Regions from separate parts of the Homo sapiens genome. Here region 1 is linked to region 2. Evidence: chromatin contacts called from ENCODE Hi-C or POLR2A ChIA-PET data. All regions are on one chromosome and are shown on one strand. Each heading gives the region's core, a stretch centred on a gene start or an enhancer-like site at or near the end of the contact. The rest is flanking DNA. Distances are from core to core; before and after follow the strand shown. Region 1 holds the start of NLRP12 (NLR family pyrin domain containing 12). Region 2 overlaps CACNG8 (calcium voltage-gated channel auxiliary subunit gamma 8).

Region 1 (5,603 bases), core at 505-3,004, 150 kb after region 2:
TGTGTGTGTGTGTGTGTGTGTGTGTGTGTCTGAGGGGTCTTAATTGATTAGGAGCATGAAACAAAGTTGGCATGATGCAGGAGACAGAGGGAATTATAAACTTGCTCTTCCATCAGAATTCATAAATTCTGCTAACACATATTTTGTAGAGATGGGGCCTCACTGTGTTGACCAGTCTGGTGTGAAACTCCTGGCCTCAGGTGATCTACCTGCCTTGGCCTCCCCAAGTGCTAGGATTACAGGCATGAGCCATTGCACCCAGTCACATCTTCCTCTTACACTAACCCTCCTGTCTTCTTCTTATAAAGACTCTTGTGGCTGGGTGCGGTGGCTCACGCCTGTAATCCCAGCACTTTGGGAGGCTGAGGCAGGTGGATCACGAAGTCAGGAGATCAAGACCATCCTGGCTAACATGGTGAAACCCCATCTCTACTAAAAATACAAAAAAAAGAGAATTAGCCAGGCGTGTTGGCGGGCACCTGTAGTCCCAGCTATACGGAAGGCTGAGGCAGGAGAATGGTGTGAACCTGGGAGGCGGAGCTTGCAGTGATCCGAGTTCGTGCCACTGCACTCCAGCCTGGGCAACAGAGCAAGACTCTGTCTCAAAAAAAAGACTCTTGTGATTCCATGGGTCCTGCCCAGATAACCAGGATAATGTCCCCATCTGAAGTGCCTTCATTTGGTCACATATGCTAAGTCTCTTTTGCTATGTAGGGTGAAATGTCACAGGTTCTGGCCATTAGGACATGAATATCTTTGGGGACCATCATCCTGCCTACCGCAAAGTCCCTCTCATGCCACTCTTGTGACTGAGAGAACAGAAAAAAAATAGCAGACCTACGTGAGGTCCTTAATAATTCTCCCTGAGGCTGGGCTCAGTGGCTCATGCCTGTAATCCCAGCACTTTGGAAGGCTGAGGTGGGCGGATCGTTTGAGCTCAGGAGTTCAAGGCCAGCCTGGGCAACATAAGAAGACCTTGTCTCTACCAAAACTACAAAAACTTAGCTGGGCATGGTGGCGCATGTCTGTGGTCCCAGCTACTTGAGAGGCTGAGGTGGGAGAATCGCTGGAACCTGGGAGGCGGAGGTTGCAGTGAGCTGAGATCACGCCAGTGAACTCTAGCCTGGGTGGCAGAGTGAGACTCTGACTCAAAGAAAAAAAAAAAAAAAAAAGCCAGGGACGGTGGCTCACACCTGTAATCCTAGCACTTTGGAAGGCTGAGGCGGGTGGATCACCTGAGGTCAGGAGTTCGAGACCAGCCTGACCAACATGGTGAAACCCTGTCTCTTCTAAAACCACAAAAATTAGCTGGGTGTGGTGTCCGGCGCCTGTAATCCCAGCTACTCAAGGGAAGCTGAGGTGGGAGAATCGCTTGAACCTGGGAGGCAGAGGTTGCGGTGAGCCAAGATCGCAGAGCCAGGGCCACAGAGTAAGACTCTGTCTCAAAAAAAAAAAAATTCTCCCTGGAAGAGGCGCAGTCGCAGTTTTGATAATACACTCTACCACACACACTAGTGAAATGAGGAAAACAAGAGGAAAGCGGAAAGAGAGTGACTGTTTTGTCAAGAGATCCAGGAAGAGACAGCAGAAGTGAAAATCTTTTTCATCAGCCAAGTGGCTCCTCGGATTTCTTAATCTCCCCCCGAACTTCCTCTTCTCCACCCAGAACAGCCATTGGTGAGTGGGGCAGGGCAGGAGGGAACTGAAGAGTGAGAAAGCATTATTTCAGCAAAAGGTCTTTCCTCCCTTGCTCTCTCCTCCAACCACTGGCTCAGCCTCTCCGCCCGCTGCCTGTGAATGATGCAATGGAAGGTGTGCTGGGGTCGCCCTGTGTCCCGTGCATAGGAGCATCTCAGCCTCCAGGTCCTCTCCTTTGGGGCTCACGGCACCCCCATGCTACGAACCGCAGGCAGGGACGGCCTCTGTCGCCTGTCCACCTACTTGGAAGAACTCGAGGCTGTGGAACTGAAGAAGTTCAAGTTATACCTGGGGACCGCGACAGAGCTGGGAGAAGGCAAGATCCCCTGGGGAAGCATGGAGAAGGCCGGTCCCCTGGAAATGGCCCAGCTGCTCATCACCCACTTCGGGCCAGAGGAGGCCTGGAGGTTGGCTCTCAGCACCTTTGAGCGGATAAACAGGAAGGACCTGTGGGAGAGAGGACAGAGAGAGGACCTGGTGAGGGGTAAGGAGGTGGCGGGACAGGCAAGGCTAGAATGCCAGCCGGGTCCAGTGACTCATACCTGTAATCTCAGCACTTTGGGAGGCTGAAGAGGGCAGATCACTTGAGGTGAGGAGTTCAAGACCAGTCTGGACAACATAGTGAGGCTCTGTCTCTACCAAAAATAAAAAAAATTAGCCAGGTGTGGTGGTATACGTCTGTGATCCCAGCTTCTCAGGAGGCTGAGGTGGGAGGATCACTTGAGACCAGAAGGTCGAGGCTGCGGTGAGCTATGATCCTGCCACTGCACCCCAGCCTAGGTGACAGAACGAGACCTTGCCTCAAATATTTAAAATATATTTTTTTAAAATATATATATTTAAAATATATGTTTTAAATATATATTTTAAATAAATATATTTTAAAATATATATTTTAAATATATATTTAAAATATATATTTAAAACATATATTTTAAATATATATATTTAAAACATATATTTTAAATATATATTTAAAATATGTATATAATTATATTATTAAATATATATTAAATATGGTATATATTATATATAAATATAGTATATATTTATTATATAAATATACTATATTATATAAATATGGTATATTATATAAATATATATAAATAATAAATATTATATATTAAATATTTAATACATATATTATTAAAATAAATATTTAAAATACATATATATAAAATCCCTGAGCCTGGGAGATCTGGAATTTATATATATATACACACACGTATATATATGTGTATATATGTGTATATATATGTGTGTGTATATGTGTGTGTGTATATATATTTTAAGAGATGAGGTAGCCAGGTGCAGTGGCTCACACCTATAATCCCAGCACTTTGGGAGGCCAAGGCGGGTGGGTCACCTGAGGTCAGGAATTCGAGATCAGTCTGGCCAACATAGCAAAACCCTGTCTCTACTAAAAATACAAAAATTAGCCAGGCGTGGTGGCACACGCTTATAGTCCCAGCTACATGGGAGGCTGAGGCAGGAGAATCGCTTGAACCTGAGAGGTGGAGATTGCAGTGAGTTGAGATTGCACCACTGTACTCCAGGCTGGGTAACAGAGTGAAACCCCATCTCAAAAATAAATTAAGAAAGAGATGAGGTATCCTTTTTTTTTTTTTTTTTTAAGACTGAGTCTCGCTCTGTTGCCCAGGCTGGAGTGCAGTGGCGCAATCTCCGCTCACTGCAACCTCCGTCTCCCAGGTTCAAGCAATTTTCTGCCTCAGCATCCCGAGTAGCTGAGATTACAGGTACCTGCCACCATGCCTGGCTAATTTTTTGTATTTGTATTTTTTGTAGAGACGGGGTTTCACTATCTTGGCCAGGCTGGTCTTGAACTTCTGACCTCGTGATCCACCCACCTCAGCCTCCCAAAGTGCTGGGATTACGGGCATAAGCCACTGTGCCCGGCCAAGATGAGGTGTCCTTATGTTGCCCGGGCTGGTCTTGAACTCCTGGGCTCAAGCGAGCTTCCACCTTAGCCTCCCAAAGTGCTGGGATTACAGGCATGAATGACCACTGCCTGGCCACCAATTCCCTTTTCTTTCATACTAATCCCTGAGCCTGGGAGATCTGGAATTCTAATTTACGTACACACACATCTATATCTATATAAAAATTTCAACTTTTAGATTCAAGGGGTACATGTGCAGGTTTGTTACATGGGTATATTGAGTGATGCTGAGATTCAGAGTAAGATTGATCCTATCATGCAGGTACTTGAACATAGTAATAGTACCCAATGGTGAGATTTCTCCCCGCCACGAGTCCCCAGTGTCTCTTCTTCCCATCTTTCTGTCCATGAGAACCCAATGTTTAGCTTCCACTTATAAGTGAGAACATGCAGTCTTTGGTTTTCTATTCCTGCATTAGTTTGCTTTGGATAATGGCCTCCAGCTGCGTCCATGTTACTGCAAAGAACATGATTTTGTTCTTTTTTATGACTGTGTACAGAATTCTAATTTCATCCCTTTGGTCTTTGTTCATGCTGTGTTCTGCCTGGAATATTCTCCATCTTCTTTGCCTGGAAAAGTATTACTTACTGAAACCTTGAAGCCACTACCTTCTCTAAAGTAAAGTATTTACTCCTCTTCCCCCACTCCTTCTGATTCCTCGCTCCCACCACTCTGGCTGGCTCAGAAACCCCACTTCTGTGCCTCCTTAGCACTCTTGGATTTCTTTTTGTTGTTGTTGTTGAAACAGAGTCTTGCTCTGTCGCCCAGGCTGGAGTGCAGTGGCGCAATCTCAGCTCACTGCAAGCTCTACCTCCTGGGTTCACGCCATTCTCCTGCCTCAGCCTCCCGAGTAGCTGGGACTGCAGGTGCCCGCCACCATGCCTGGCTAATTTTTTGTATTTTTAATAGAGACGGGGTTTCCCTATGTTAGCCAGGATGGTCTCGATCTCCTGACCTCATGATCCAGCCGTCTCGGCCTCCCAAAGTGCTGTGATTACAGGTGTGAGCCACCGTGCCCAGCCAACATGATTTCTTTTATTATATCTTCTATCTCATAAAATAATCACAATGAGCTGGGTGCGGTGGCTCACGCCTGTAATCCCAGCACTTTGGGAGATTGAGGTGGATGGATCACCTGAGGTCAGGAGTTCGAGACCAGCCTGGCCAACATGGTGAAACCCTGTCTCTACTAAAAATACAAAAAAATTAGCCGGGTGTGGTGGCGGGCGCCAGTAATCCCTGCTAATCTAGAGGCTGAGACAGGAGAATCACTTGAACCCAGGCGGTGGAGGTTGCAGTGAGCGAAGATTAAGCCACTGCACTCCAGCCTGGGTGACAGAGTAAGACTCTGTCTCAAAAAAAAAAAAAAAAAAAAAAGAAAAAATATGATTTATACTCAGGCATAAGCTCAAGAGATAATACATGCAAAGTGCTTAACACAATTCAGAGCAGGTAGCAAGTGCTCAGCAAATATAGGCTATTGCTGAAGTGGCAGAGATGGCACTTGAGCTGTGGAATTGTTTTTTTAAAAATATTTTTATTTTTTACAAAAAATTAGCTGGGCGCAGTGATGGGCGCCTGTAGTCCCAGCTACTCAGGAGGCTGAGGCAGGAGAATGGCGTGAACCTGGGAGGCAGAGCTTGCGGTGAGCTGAGATTGTGCCACTGCACTCCAGCCTGGGTGACAGTGCAAGACTCCGTCTCAAAAAAAAAAAAAATAATTTATTTTTTAGAGATAGGGTCTCACTATGTTGCCCAGGCTAGACTCAAACTCCTGGGCTGAAGTGATCCGCCTGCCTCAGCCTCTTGAACAGCTGGAACTACAGGTGTGCACCACAGAGCCCCATTTGAGCTGTGGTTTTTTGTTTTGTTTTGTTTCTGAGACAGAGTCTCACTCTGTCGCCCAGGCTGGAGTGCAGTGGCACAATCTTGGCTCAGTGCAAGC
Region 2 (5,233 bases), core at 338-2,837:
CACACACACACACACACACACACACGTGCGCGCCCAGGTGGGCCGCCCCGGTCGCCCCCTCCCTCTGCCTCTCACCTGCTGCCACGAACAGGATCCCTGCGCCCAGAATGATGTTCCTCTTGGACTTGTAGACGCGGGAGGCCGCCACGCACACACCCCCGAGCAGCAGCAGGATGGCGCTAAGGATGGGGAAGATGCTGGAGGCCCGGACAACTCCTGCGGGGGAGGAAGGAAAGGAAAAGGAGGGAGAGCGAGGGCGGTCAGACGCGGCCGCCTGCGCCCCCTTCCCGGCCCCCCATCTCGCGGCGCCTCCCGACAGTTCTGTGATTCTCTCTCTCCGGCTGTGTTCTGGTTTATTTTACTGTTGCCTCATTCTCTCTCCTGTTTTTAAAATTTCTCTATTTCTCGGTCTGATTTTCTCTCCCTCTTTTTCTTTGTCCTTTTCTTTTTTCTTCGGACTATTTTTCTCTCTCTTGGAATATCTTTCCCCCTCTTTATTTATCGAAATCACTCTCCCTGTTTTTCTCCCAACTTCTCCATGGATCCTCTCCCTTTCTCTTTCTCGTCCCTTCCTTCCTCTCGTCTGCGAATTTCTTTCTCCATATCCCGCAAATCACTTACTACCTCTCTCCACACCCCCTCCCATTTTCTGCCTCGCTTCATCTATCTGGGTTTCTCTCTCTCTCTACATTCCTTCCTTCCTCCTCCTCCTCCCGTTTCTGCCAGGCTGAATCTACTTCTGAGTTTCTCTTCCCTTCTTCTCCTCACGCCCCCACCCCACCCAGTTTTATTGCTGGCTTCATCTATCTTTCTGGCTCTGTCTCCCCTCTCTCCTCTTATCTGCTTGGCCTCGTATGTCTTCATAGGTCCCCCCCCACCCCGCTTTTTCTGCCTGGCCTCATCTGTCTTCCTAAGTCTCTCTCCCACTTTTTCTCCCTGGCCTCATCTGTCTTCCTAGCCACCCCCACCCACAACTTTTTCTGTCTGGCTTCACCTATCTTCCTAGGTCTCTCCCCCCTCTTTTTTTTTCTGCCTGGCCTCATCTGTCTTCCTAGGTCTTTCCCCACCCCACCCCACCCCACCCCTTTTTTCGCCTGGCCTCCTCTATCTTCCTGGGTCTCTCTCTCCCCTCCTTTTCTGCCTGGTTTCTTCAATCTTCCAGGTTTCTCTTCTCTTCACTCCCTTCCTCTCCCTTCCTCCTTCCCTCCCTCCCTACCCCCTTTAGGCCTGACTTCGTCTATCTCTCTTTCTCCCTCTTTTCCTCCCTCCCTTCTTCCCCTTATCTCTCTCTCCCCGCCCCCACTCCCCGCCCCGCCCTCCTCTTTTTCTCTGCAGTCCTTCCTTTCCACCCACCCCTAAAACCCCAGGCAACTAGATTTTGCGATTTCGGAACCTGGCTGAGGCCGCAGCCAATCATCATTTAGGATTTGCCGCGTTCTCGGGGTAGCTACCAATGGCAATACAGGCTTTCCCAGCCGGCTCCCAGTAGTGGCCCGTCACCGCCGCAGATTGCCCCACAGCTCTGCGGCGCGGTGGCCAATCCCAGTCCGGGATTCCACAACCAGTCACGGCGCAGAGTCGCCGCGAGGGCCAAAGAGAGCAAAGCGGCCAATTAGCGCCCAGGATCCTCCCTCAGCCCGCCCCAAGGTGAGAGGAGGGGGCGGGAACGAGATCAGTCAGCCAATCGGGGACCAGAGGATCTCACTATCTGGACTCGGATTGGCTGGGAGGCTAACCTCGGCGTGTCGATCCAAGTGCCGGAGTCCCAGTGCCTTTTCCCGGCACCCACCCCGACGCCTTCCAGGCCCCGCGATTTGACCCACTCCCCACGTCTGTCCCGGACCCCCACGTACGGAGTAGATACTCCGCGCTGTCGTGGTCGTAGTCCGTGTCCTCCGGGAAATGATTGATCTTCACGCAGACGCCTCTTTTCAACCCTGGAGGAGCGGGGAGGGCAGTGGTGGGGGCGGATACTTCAGGGTTGGGGGCGGGGCAACCCCACTGACAACCGACCCTTCCCTTCCCCAAACCCCTTCTCTCTCTGGGCTGCTTGGGAGACCGCAAGTCCTGGCTCCTGAGCCCGACTCGTGATATGGGACAAACTTTCAACTTCTCTGGTCTGTTTCCCCGCCTGTTAAAGAAAAGAAGAAAAGCAAGGAAAAAAACCCAAAGTCTAACATCCTTGCAGCACTCACTGCAAGGCTACAGGACCTTGGTCCTGTAAGCTGCGCTAAGTTGCTCCAGCACTCTGGACTTCCGGCTCCCACCTCTGTAAGAAAGAGGGTGTTGTTGGCTTCAATAATAGCAAGGCGCTTCCCACCTCTCAATTGGTTGAAAAGTCTGGAAATGCGTGGGAAAAAAAACAAGGAAAGTGATGCGGAAGCCGATGAGGACTACATTTCCCATGAGACCCCGTGAAGTCTGGAGTCCAGTTGTGAGAAGAGCAGCCGCAGTGGATCATGGGAGTTGTAGTCTCTAGTCCTGTGGGGATGGGGAGAGAGAGGTTCCAGTCTCTTTCTGCAGGGAACCTGGAACCTTCTGGAGAGAAATGGAGTAGTTGAAGCAAGCAGAGGTGTGTGAGGGGTGGAGTATGCCTCTAGGGGTCATGCATCCTCATCTCCTTCCCCTCCTAAGATGCTCATCCTCAGCTATTTTCTCATCCTTGGGAACAGTTAATGTTTTACCACCTCTAGCACATAGCTGGAGAAAAAAATTAAAAATATAAGTATAAACAATGTAGTTTCCTCAACTGCCCAGCTCTGTCCAGTTCTGCAGACCTCTGCCCATGCTGTGGAACATTCCAGCTCACATTCTTTGCTGATGTAGTACTTTACCTGCAGCAGGCAGCTCAGGAGGCACCTTCTTGAGGAGGCTTTCCCTAGACACACACAGACACACATGCACACTCATTCCTCCCACCGAACTTGGGTCAGTTTCCTGCTCTGAGGTGCCCCGTAGGACATGCATTAGTTGGTAGATGATCTTCTTCGTCCTCGGTAAGCTGAGAGTTCCTGGAGGGGGTAGGGCATGGGAGTCCGATTCCTCTGTGTGTCCCAGCATTTCTTGGCAGTAGGCCTGGCACACGGGAGACCTCAAGAAATAAGGGCTGAGGCCGGGCACGGTGGCTCACACCTGTAATCCCTGCACTTTGGGAGGCCAAGGCGGGTGGATCACTTGAGGTCGGGAGTTCAAGACCAGCCTGACCAACATGGTGAAACCCTATCTCTACTAAAAATACAAAAATTAGCTGGGCATGGTGGCGGGTGCCTGTAATCCCAGCTACTCGGGAGGCTGAGGCAGGAGAACCACTTGAACCCAGGAGGTGGAGGTTGCAGTGAGCCAAGGCTGCACCATTACACTCCAGCCTGGGTGACAAAGCGAGACTCCGTCTCAAAAGAAAAAAAAAAGAGAGAGAGAAAGAAATGAGGGTTGAATGAAGAATGAATGAATGAATTAATGAATGAATATAAGCATAGCAGAAGGTGAGATCACAGGCAGACCATGACCAGCAAAGGAAAGTAGGGGAAAGAATAGGGATAAAGGAGGAACTGGGAAGAATTAATATAAGGGAGTGAGTAATACTGGCAAGAGCTAATGTGCGTTTGGTGCTTGCTAGGTGGGCCAACTCATTTGATGCTCCCAAGAGTCCTATGAAATAGATCATGTGGTTTGTGTGCTGTGGCAGCCAAATGTTAGGTATTGGAACGTCTCCATTTTTTTTATTCTTTGAGACAGGGTCTCCCTCTGTTGCCCAAGTTTGGAGTGCAGTGGCACAATCTCGGCTCACTGCAACCTCCACCTCCTGGGCTCAAGTGGTCCTCCTGCCTCAGCCTCCTGAGTAGCTGGGACTACAGGCTTGCGCCACCATGCCCAGCTAAATATTGCATTTTCTGTATAGACAGGGTTTCCCCATGTTGCCCACTTTGCCCAGGCTGGTCTTGAACTCCTGACTTCAAGTGATCCGCCCGCCTCAGCCTCCAAAAGTGCTGGGACTACAGGCATGAGCCACTGCGCTGGCCTCCACCACTTCCTTATTCTGTGTCCTTGCTGGTGTTACATAGGCCAGCTTGCTTCAGTTTCCCCACCTATAAAATGCAGAGAACAGGACCTACCTCATGGGACTGATATGAGGGATTGGGTCTAGGTGGAGATTTAGCACTTGGCCTTGAACACAATTAAGTACTCGGTTGATAGCAGCTGATGTATAGCACCCATTACCCAAACGTGGAAACTGAGAAACAGAAAAGGGTCATCATTTCGCAGCTGATGGTGGCAACAAAACTCAAACACACATCATGAATGTGAGCATCTGGGCTGTTCGACACTGTATTACCAGCATCTAGAACAGTGCCTAGTGCATATTGAGTGCTTAATAAGTATTTTTAATGAGAGAATGGTTGAATGGGCCAGGTGTGGTGGCTCACGTCTGTAATCGTAGCCATTTGGGAGACCAAGTGGGTGGATCACCTGAGGTCAGGAGTTTGAGACCAGCCTGGCCAACATGGTAAAACCCCATCACTACTAAAAATACAAAAGTTAGCCGGGTGTGGGGGCATACGCTTGTAGTCCCAGCTACTTGGGAGCCTGAGGCAGGTGAATTGCTTGAATCTGGGAAGAGGAGGTTGCAGCGCGCTGAGATCGCGCCACTGCACTCCAGCCTGGGCGAGAGAGCGAGACTCAGTCTCAAAAAAGAAAAAAAAAGAATGATTGAATGGGTCCACAAGCACATGAAAAGATGCTCAATTTCACTAATCATTGGGGAAATGCAATCAAAACCACAGTGAGATACCACCTCATATTCGTTAGTATGGTTACTATTAAAAATAAGCAAAATAGGCCAGGCGCAGGAGCTCACGCCTGTGATCCCAGCATTTTGGGAGGCTGAGGTGGGTGGATCACAAGGTCAAGAGAATCGAGACCATCCTGGCCAACATAGTGAAACCCCGTCTCTACTAAAAACACAAAAATTAGCTGGGCATGGTGGTGTGCACCTGTAGTCCCAGCTACTAGGGAGGCTGAGGCAGGAGAATCACTTGAAGCCGGGAGGTGGAGGTTGCAGTGAGCCAAGATAGCGCCACTGCACTCCAGCCTGGTGACAGAGCAAGATTCCATCTCTAAATAAATAAAAAAATAAAATAAAATAGGCTGGGTGCGGTAGCTCACGTCAGTAATCCCAGCACTTTGAGAGGCCGAGGTGGGCGGATCACGTGGTCAAGAGATCGAGACCATCCTG

Evidence for each region. A loop is a pair of places that touch in the nucleus more often than their neighbours do. ChIA-PET counts read pairs that join two places held with the same protein, here RNA polymerase II (POLR2A). Pooled maps may share reads with other maps.
Region 1: a loop to region 2 is called in a pooled map, with 2.3 times the contacts of the local background. The contact joins the promoter of NLRP12 here to the enhancer-like site in region 2. A Hi-C loop is called at or near these places in 1 of 50 pooled maps. POLR2A ChIA-PET finds 5 or more read pairs at or near these places in 4 of 52 experiments (HEK293, Panc1, WTC11 and 1 more).

What each region holds. Positions count from the first base shown.
Region 1 is chr19:53,820,465-53,826,067 of GRCh38, reverse strand. It overlaps NLRP12 (NLR family pyrin domain containing 12), which reads left to right and starts at 1,754. Exons shown (of 10, transcript NM_144687.4): 1 at 1,754-2,182. The coding sequence starts at 1,894.
Region 2 is chr19:53,974,850-53,980,082 of GRCh38, reverse strand. CACNG8 (calcium voltage-gated channel auxiliary subunit gamma 8) reads right to left here. Exons shown (of 4, transcript NM_031895.6): 2 at 1,854-1,937; 3 at 76-216. Among named protein-coding and RNA genes, the nearest start is that of MIR935, 4.8 kb to the left of the region's middle. RefSeq lists an enhancer at 1-100. Within about 2 kb of position 1,587, at least 4 of the 41 ENCODE cell types and tissues checked have a DNase peak (open chromatin) inside an H3K27ac peak, as active enhancers do; they include Panc1, where a contact is called at or near this core.